2 separate regions of the Homo sapiens genome follow, and region 1 is linked to region 2. The links are chromatin loops, found by intact Hi-C in ENCODE. Cell type or tissue: MCF 10A. All regions are shown on one strand. Each heading gives the region's core, and the rest is flanking DNA. Links, peaks and the distances in the headings are about the cores only. Region 1 has its middle 64 kb from the start of OPTC. Region 2 overlaps ATP2B4 (ATPase plasma membrane Ca2+ transporting 4).

Region 1 (4,392 bases), core at 224-4,223, 100 kb after region 2:
TGTGGCCAGCAGGTATAAACAGAGTGCTAGCTTCACCGGACAGAGAGATCCTTGAGGGCAGGGCCCAAGCCTTGTTTATTTGTGTTCTCAGAGCCCAGCACAATGCTGAACAAATGTTAAATGAGTGTATAAATGAATGAATGATTGCACACCTATCACAGATATAAAATTACTTCTAGAAAGCTAACTTCTCTTGAATTAGATTAATTGGAATTCACGTGAGTCTCTGGAGGAGGCCAGGCATGGTGGCTCATGCTTGTAATCCTAGCACTTTTGGAGGCCAAGGCAGGAGGATTGTTTGAGCCCAGGAGTTTGAGACTAGCCTGGGCAATATAGGAAAACATCATCTCTACAAAAAATTAAAAAAAAAAAAAATAGCTGGGTGTGGTGGCATGCACATGTAGTCCTAGCTACTCAGGAGGCTAAGGCAGGAGGATTGCTTGAGCCCAGGAGGTCAAGGCTGCAGTGAGCTGAGATCACACCACTGCATTCTAGCCTGGGAAGCAGAGCAAGACCCAGCCTCAAAAAAGAAAAAAGAAAAAAAAAAAAAAGGGAAAGAAAAAAAAATTAAAGAAGTCTCTGGAGGGCACTGGGGATTAAGAATTAAGATTTTTCTTTAAAATCTTTGCCATCTGGCCATCTGGCCATCTGCTTTTCCTGGCTTCTCCTCATCCTGAATGATGATGCTCATAAATCCAGAACTTTCTTTTTTTTTTTTTTTTTTTTGAGACAGAATTTCACTTTTGTTGCCCAGGCTAAAGTGGAGTGGTGCGGTCTGGGCTCACTGCAACCTCCACCTCCTAGGTTCAAGCGATTCTCATGCCTCAGCCTCCCAAGTAGCTGGGACTACAGGTGCCTGCCACCACACCTGGCTAATTTTTGTATTTTTAGTAGAGATGGGCCATCGTGTTGGCCAGGCTAGTCTCGAACTCCTGACCTCAGGCAATCCACCCACCTCGGCCTCCCAAAATGCTGGGATTACAGGCATGAGCCACCAAGCCCGGCCCAGAACTTTCTAAATGACCTCAGCATCTGACTCACAGCCTCTTCCACATCATGCATCCCCTGCCTTCAGTCTTGATAATTCAATATCTGTGTATGGCTGTTTCTTTTCTAGTCCCCTGAGTTAACAGTCCTTGACCTCCGCCTGCTTTCTGTGCATGTGCTGCTGCCAGCTCTGCCTTCCAGCCTCATTGCTCAGGATTCCTTTTTCTACCCTATGCTATCAAACTAGAAGGTCCTCTTCCCCTACGCTATTGTACTTGCTGAATGGACACCATCCCCAGGAGCCAAACTCCTTCATCAAACTCATTACTGATTCACCCAACCATGTGTGATTTTTTTCTTTCCTGAAAATTGCAGGGGATCTTAACAGTCCTTCTCTCATGGAGTTTGTCACAGTCTGCCTTCTGGATAAATGTGTCCTTGTCTCGTCTTTCCTACTTTGATATAAGTTTTCATGGAGAGGAGACTCTGCCGTACTCACTTTTTGTCACACTCTGTCATAACGGCAACTAGCACAGAACAGTGGACATATGTTATTTTGTCTTCACAGCATCCCATCTTTTAAGGAACCCTCCTTCTTCTACTTCTATATGACCCACGGGGGGCTGTGAGTCATGGTGCCCCACCTCCACCTCCACAGAGCAGCACAGAAGATGCAGCCCCTGGCCTCAGAGATGGCTGCAGGGATGGGCATGCTACCTCCATACACAGAGAAAGAGCTCTTTTCCTGAGACCAGAGGCTGAAAGGATGATGTAAGGTGGGGTTGCTTGGGGCCATCTCTCTGGGCTACACGGAAGAAGGCATCTAACATAGGAGAGAATGAGACCCACCTCAAAAGAGGCAGAGATGGAAAGAACAATGGCTGATATGTTGGGGTGCGGATTTTGTATCAGACCCTGCTCCAAGCACACTGTGTGGACGATCTAATTTACTCCTCACAAAAATCCTAAGAGGTAATATTATTATATCAATTTTAGAGACAAGGAAACAGGGGCACTGAGAAGTTAAGCAGCTCATCTGAAATCATCCAGCTAGTTAGGTGGTGGAGTCCGGATTGGAACCCAGGCTGTGGGACTCCAAAACAGTCATGCTATGCTCTGCGTGCTATGCTGCCTTATGGATGAGCCAAGATGAACATAAATGGGAGTGAGATGGATTTACTCATTTATGAGCAAGTGCAAGAGAGAACTGACAGCATCTTTTGAGCTCCTGGATCTAGCTGTGCCTGGAGCCAGCTGACTCATGTGCTTTTTAGTTAAATAAGCCAATGCATTCCTTGATTTGCTTAAAATAGTGTATTCGTCACTTGCAACCTCCTGGCTTCATTGTGTAACAATGTGACTTAGTGATAAGGCACTACTTGTGGGTTTGCCTCCTGGCACTGCCGCTTACTTACCACCCAAACTTGGACAAATGACTCGACCTCTCAGGCCCCTGGAGGGTAATGACTTGGCCTCTCAGGGATGAGGGGATGGTGACTAGAGATGAGATTACATGTAAATGCACTTAACACTCTGTGAACACAATTTAAGTACTCAATCATCATTAGATTCTCCTTTCCCTATGTGGAGTAACTGTTCAATAAGCATTTGTTGAATTGAATTAAATCCTCCAGAGGCTGCAGGATGTTGCCTGAGCTTGCAAGCAGCTGGAGCTAGGGAGTCTCCAATCAGGGGAGCATCTCAGCTGAGGGGTTGCCCAACAGCTCTATCTGGCCATTGGAAGGTTAAAAAAAAAAAGATTTTACTCTTCTCCTGTCTCCTGAACAGCTTCATCCTCTCTGACTTCCAGATCTCTCCAACAGAGAACACAATGTCAGTCTGCTGGATTCCTTCATGCCCCTCTTTCCTCCTCCTTACGGTTGCCCTCTAGAGTCACCTACTAACTCGGTCCTATTGATTCCCTTTCCAATTTTTCTCAATCCTGCTCTCTCCTCCTCTGCCCTCCCAATGGTACCATTGCTCAGACCATCATCACCTTCTGGATGTTTGCAGCAGCTTCCTTTCTGACCTCTCTCCAGCCTTCCAGCCCACCGTGCAGCCCAAAACACCCATGTTAAAGGTGACCGAAGCACTCTTCACCCGAAAGCTGCCTTGGCCTGCAGGATGGTGAGCCAACCCTTGGCAGACACACAAGGCCCTCCTCTGCCCCACCGGCCTCTGCCTGAATTTCCAGGACAGTCTCCTGCTTTGCTTTTCCATGCCTCCGTGCTGTCACCACCCCGCCAACTCTTACTCATCTGCCAAGACTGTGCTCCATTTGCTTCTTTTTTTCTCCTGGAAACACTCATGGAATTCCCACCCCCACTCCCCAGGCCAAGCACTCCTCCTCTGTACATAATTCTGTCTTACTATTTTATACTGATAGGATCACTTTACGCACCTGTTTTGAGGACTCTGAGGCCATGTTCAGACTCATGTCTGAAACCCTTGCACCCCATACAGTGCCTGGCACCCACAAGGCCCTCACCTGCAGGCATCATGAAAGCTCCATGTGGGACTAGAAAGGGGAAAGGAGAAAATACACTTCTTGCAGACTAAACTCATGATTCTCTTGTATTCCTGCACCCTGCCTGATTTCCCTTATCCCTAGACTGGGGCCAATGCTTCTCTTAATGGCAAACACAATAGCCTTAGGGTTTAATTGTTGGGGAGATAGGGGGCATTTTCTTGCCTTGTCAAATGGGGAGGTATCCCACTTCCCCACTTTACAAGGTGAGAAATCCACTAGTGGAGGAAATGGAAAAGAGAATTTTCTCCAGGGTCCTGAGTGATTATAGGTGTTCACGTAATTCTCCATACAGTTTTACATGCATCATACATAAACAGGTAATCTTTGGCTGCCTTAAAATAGCCCCATCTCAGTTTTTAAAAGAATACGATTATTTCATTACATCTAAATATAGACAAAGAGTCTGTGCTGCTGCATAACTTAGGCAAATACATGCAAATCTCTTGCAGACCTGATCCCGTCACTGAGTTTCTAATTCTCAGGCCTCTGGTGCCCCTCCTCTCTCGTGCCGCTGCCCTTGAACAACAGGATCTGGTTGATCCGCTGGGCTAGTGACTCTGCTCAGCCTACCGCTCAGGGCTACTGTGGGGGTCCGATGAGGGACAGGGCAGTGAGAGGGCTGTGCACATGGACGTGCAACACTGTGGCATGCAGGAGGTGGGGCCGGGAGGGTGGTGAGCAGGATCGTCATGGGAGGTCACACCAGGCAGACCTCCAGCTGCTCTCCTGGGAGTGCCGGGGTTTCATTCCTCTCTCATTCTCATTTTTTCCCCTCTCAAATCTGTTTCCCATTAAAATGAAATGTGTTCTCCTCTCGGCTTTCTGCCTGGCTCCCTGAGCTGCGCCTGGCCCAGCTCTGAGAACCAGGCTGCATT
Region 2 (4,392 bases), core at 227-4,226:
GCTGCTACATACAGTCAGGTAGCATGTGCCCTGAACATGGGCACCAGGTAAGGAGGTGGTTTGGGAGATGAAATCCACCCTAAGTTTTGCCAGATGGGCCTTGCTCCTGTGGGCTATATTCACCTTTCTAAAATCTTTAAAAGTACCTTAAGGGCCGGGTGCGGTGGCTCACGCCTGTAATCCCAGCACTTTGGGAGGCTGAGGTGGGCAGATCACGAGGTCAGGAGATTGAGACCACGGTGAAAGTCCATCTCTACTAAAAACACAAAAAATTAGCCAGGCGCGGTGGCAGGCGCCTGTAGTCCCAGCTACTCGGGAGGCTGAGGCAGGAGAATGGCGTGAACCCGGGAGGCGGAGCTTGCAGTGAGCCAAGATCGCGCCACTGCACTCCAGCCTGGGTGACAGAGCGAGACTCTGTCTCAAAAATAAAATAAAATAAAATAAAAGTACCTTAAGGACTAGCAGGTGCAGTTAACTGTCAACCTGGCATTCCCTTGGGTCACCAAATCCTGAAAAATATCTAAGGAAGAAAACCAGTAGTGAATCCAGTTTGACATGGGGATGCACCAGAGCCAGAGCTGAAGATGTCAAAGTGGCCAGCCCCGTGGGGCCCCTGCACCCGGGCCAGGCTCCTGCCCCTCACAGCTCACAGGCTCTCCCATGAAGTCCTTCCCAAGTAGCACCAGTGCCTCTCAGCCAAACCTCCTCCAAATCCATTCTCCCTGAGCCTTCATTTCCTCATCTAAAAAAATGGGGATCAAAAAGTCATCTACCCCATACCAAAGTTGAAAGGATTATTACTTTTTTCATGTGCAAAGGCCCTTGCCCTTGGATGAAGATCAAGTATCTTAAGAAGCCACTGAACAGTGGAGGCAAACTGCTCCTGCCCCTCTGTCAGAGCCTCCCCGTGCCTCTGGCCACCGTGTTCCTATACTTTCCAGTCCTGGATCTGGACCCTTGGCTCTGTGTACCAGGAGGACATTGGTACTCCCCATTCCCAGACTTCTCCAGAATCTCTAATTTTTGCAGCTATATCTGGGGAATCTATCTGTCTGAGGTTCCTTTTTAAGTGGTGTCAGCAAGACTAAGTAAAAAGACAGAAAGAGTTCATGAGAGTAAAGGAACTCTGTTAAGAACTCACATGTGGATAATGCTTCACAGTTTTCAAAGCACTCTGACATTTGATCTTTGCAACAATCTTTTAAGATAGACAGGACTGACAATATCATTCTTTGACAGATTTTAGAGCATATGGTCTTAAAGGTGAAGTGACTCACTCAGTTAAGGCCATGCAACCACAGGAAGAGCCTAGAAGAAGCTAAGGCATACTCCATACTACAAGGTCCTAAAAGAAATTGGAGAGAAGAGGCTGGGCACAGTGGCTCATGCCTGTAATCCCAGAGACTCAGGAGGCCGAGGCAGGAGGATCGCTTGAGGCCAGGAGTTTGAGACCAGCCTGGGCAATACAGTGAGACACCGTCTCTACAAAAAATAAAAAATTAGCTGGGTGTGGTAGCATGTGCCTGTAGTCCCCACTACTTAGGAGGCTGAGGAGGGAAGATTGCTTGAGCCCAGGAGTTTGAAGCTGCGGTAAGCTATGATCACACCACTGCACTCTAGCATGGTGACAGAGCAAGACCTTGCTTAAAAAAAAAAAAAGAGAGAGAGAGAGCAGCCTGTAGAAAATAGTGGGATAATTCTAGGCCCAACCCAGGACATTGGAGCTGGGGATTCCTGTCCTGATGAGCTCAGAGGATTAATATAGGTTCTCCTACTTCCTCTCAGAGGTAACAGTGAGACATGCTGAATGTATGTGTGATGTGTGTGTGTGTCATTCTTCTTGGCCATGGGTACCCTGAGAGTACAGTTTGTGGTCTAGATGGAGGCGGTACACCTCCTGGTGTGTTGTGGAGGTACAAAAGGGAGGAGAACAAAAAAGGGTGGAGGAAGATTAGAAAAAGAAAGGAAGAAGGCTCTTTCCCTTAGGGAATTCCCAGTCCGCAGAATTCTAAATAAAGAAGACAGGATACACCCATATTAAGAAGGCCTATGATTATAGTACAGCACATCCAGAAATATTGAAGTGCATCAGGACCAGGAAGGACAAAGACTGACAAGGGGAAGAAATGCAAAAAACAAAAGCAAACACAAACCCAAAAAATATAAACAGGAAACAAAATGTTGCTCTACAGTCTCTAGACCCTTTAAAGGCCTTCAGCATTGAAAGGAGGGAATCTCCAGGGTTAACAATAGGGTCTTTCCCTAGGAAGGCAAGCAAATGCAAGGTTCTGGCCCCAGATAATCACTTCTCTCTAGCTAGCACTTCTGGGTTCAGGTGATGTCATGCGCATTAAGTATTTGTCGAGAAAAGAGACCTCTGGAAGAGTAAAACCTCAGGACAGAGTTTATAAACAGCACACTCAATTCCACCTGCCTTCCACTATCTGGGAGAGTGACCCTCCTCAGTTTCCTGCTACAAGGAAAGAGTAGGCTATTCTCTTCATATTACTGCAAATTATGATATACCCAAAAAATGTGATTTAAAAAAGGAGGGCCTCCATGGGCAGATGAATGGACAAACAAGTGTGGCACATCCATACAATGGAATTATTATTCAAGGAAGGATGTTCTGACACATGCTGCCACACGGATGAACCTTGAAAACATTATGCTAAGTGAAATAAGCCAGTCACACACACACAAACAAATACAGTATAATTCTATTCATATGAAGTATGTAGAATAGGCAAATTCATAGAGACAGGAAGTAGAGTGGAGGTTACCACAGGCTGGATGGAGTGGGGAATGGGCATTATTGTTTAATGGGTACAGAGTTTCAGTTTGGGATGAAGGAGAAGTTCTAGACATGGATGATGGTGATGGGAAACCTACACTGGGAATGTAGTTAGTACCACTGAACGGTCTACTTAAAAATGGTTAAGATAAGCTGGGAGCGGTGGCTCATGCCTGTAATCCCAACACTTTGGGAGGCTGAGACGGGTGGATCATGAGGTCCGGAGATCGAGACCATCCTGGCTAACACGGTGAAACCCTGTCTCTACTAAAAATACAAAAAGAAATTAGTCGGGCGTGGTGGCAGGCACCTGCAGTCCCAGCTACTCGGGAGGCTGAGGCAGGAGAATGGTGTGAAACCCGGAGGCAGAGCTTGCAGTGAGATCGTGCCACTGCACCCCAGCCTGGGCAACTGAGTGAGACTCCATCTCAAAAAAAAAAAAAGGTGAAGATGGCAAATTTTATGTTCTGTATATTTTATCACAGTAAAATAAATAAATAAAAATAGGAGAAGGAAGAAGAGCAGATGGAAGAGTCATCCTGGTATAGACAGGTGAGAAGGGTGGAGAAGGGAAGAGCAGAGCTAAATTCCAGATGTGGACCAGCAGCTGCTGTCACCGAGAGTTCAGATCCATTGTGGTAATGGAGGTGGAGGCCAGTGGGGCACAGGTCAGTCACCACAGACACGCCCAGGGCTGGGAGCCCACACAGAGCCTGGCACAACATCAAAGAACTCAAGGGACCTGGCAAAGCTGAGTGACAAGGCAAAGGGGTGGAGAAACAGACTGGGCTTTCTGAATACCATGCAGCATGCTTGTGTGTGGTAGGAGACAATGGTGGGAGTGCATTGAGGGTGGTGGGCATAGGGTAGACAAATCACCTTTTCAAAGAGCAGGAGAAAGGCATCTGTGTTCATCCTCTCCTCTCCCAAAGTCACCCCATCATCAGCTCAGAGAACACAGGCACCTGGTTACAGCAGGTACAGCTAAGGCTTTCCTGACCCAAGATGGGGAACTAAGTCTCCAGGCTTTTTGATCACTCTGTATTAGTATCTCATTTGATCCTCTCAACAACCTTGGGAAATGGGTCGTATCACTCCCATTTTACAGAGGAGAAAACTGGCTAAATACTTTGTCTAGGCTCACACAGTAAGAAGCCAAGCCAGAATCCAAACCCGACTTTGGCAGAAGCCACACTTTTTTCATAATATTGCCTTTGAGGTGCTTTCCAGACATGAGAGCTCTCTTTCTCAGTGATCATTCACCTCTTAAAGTATGGTGCAGAGATTAAGAGCATAAGCTCTGTGGACAGACAGCCCAAATCCCAGATCACTACCCATTTGACCTTGGGAAAGTTTTTTTTTTTTTTAGACAAAGTTTCTCTCTTGTTGCTCTGGCTGGAGTGCAGTGGCGCGATCTCAGCTCACTGTAACCTCTGCTTCCTGGGTTCAAGCAATTCTCCTGCCTCGGCCTCCCAAATAGCTGGAACTAGAGGGCCACCCCACCATGCCCGGCTAATTTTTGTATTTTTAGTAGAGACAGGGTTTCACCATGTTGCCAAGCTGGTCTCGAACTCCTAACCTCAAGTGATCCGCCTGCC

Evidence for each region. Hi-C counts contacts between places; a loop is a spot of excess contacts. Peaks named below come from ENCODE experiments on the same cell type or tissue, not always from the same donor. Only the 100,000 strongest peaks of a DNase experiment are listed, where the experiment ranks them.
Region 1: it touches region 2 in a loop (2.3-fold over the local background); 2 of 110 quality-filtered maps call a loop at or near these places.

The regions. Positions count from the first base shown.
Region 1 is chr1:203,556,418-203,560,809 of GRCh38, reverse strand. No RefSeq gene overlaps it. Among named protein-coding and RNA genes, the nearest start is that of OPTC, 64 kb to the right of the region's middle. RefSeq lists enhancers at 3,146-3,723, 3,737-4,392. In MCF 10A, for the core only: no CTCF peak of the experiment used is centred there; DNase peaks (open chromatin) are centred at 2,279 and 3,179.
Region 2 is chr1:203,660,879-203,665,270 of GRCh38, reverse strand. The region is part of intron 1 of ATP2B4 (ATPase plasma membrane Ca2+ transporting 4); the gene reads right to left. Among named protein-coding and RNA genes, the nearest start is that of ATP2B4, 36 kb to the right of the region's middle. In MCF 10A, for the core only: no CTCF peak of the experiment used is centred there; a DNase peak (open chromatin) is centred at 1,830.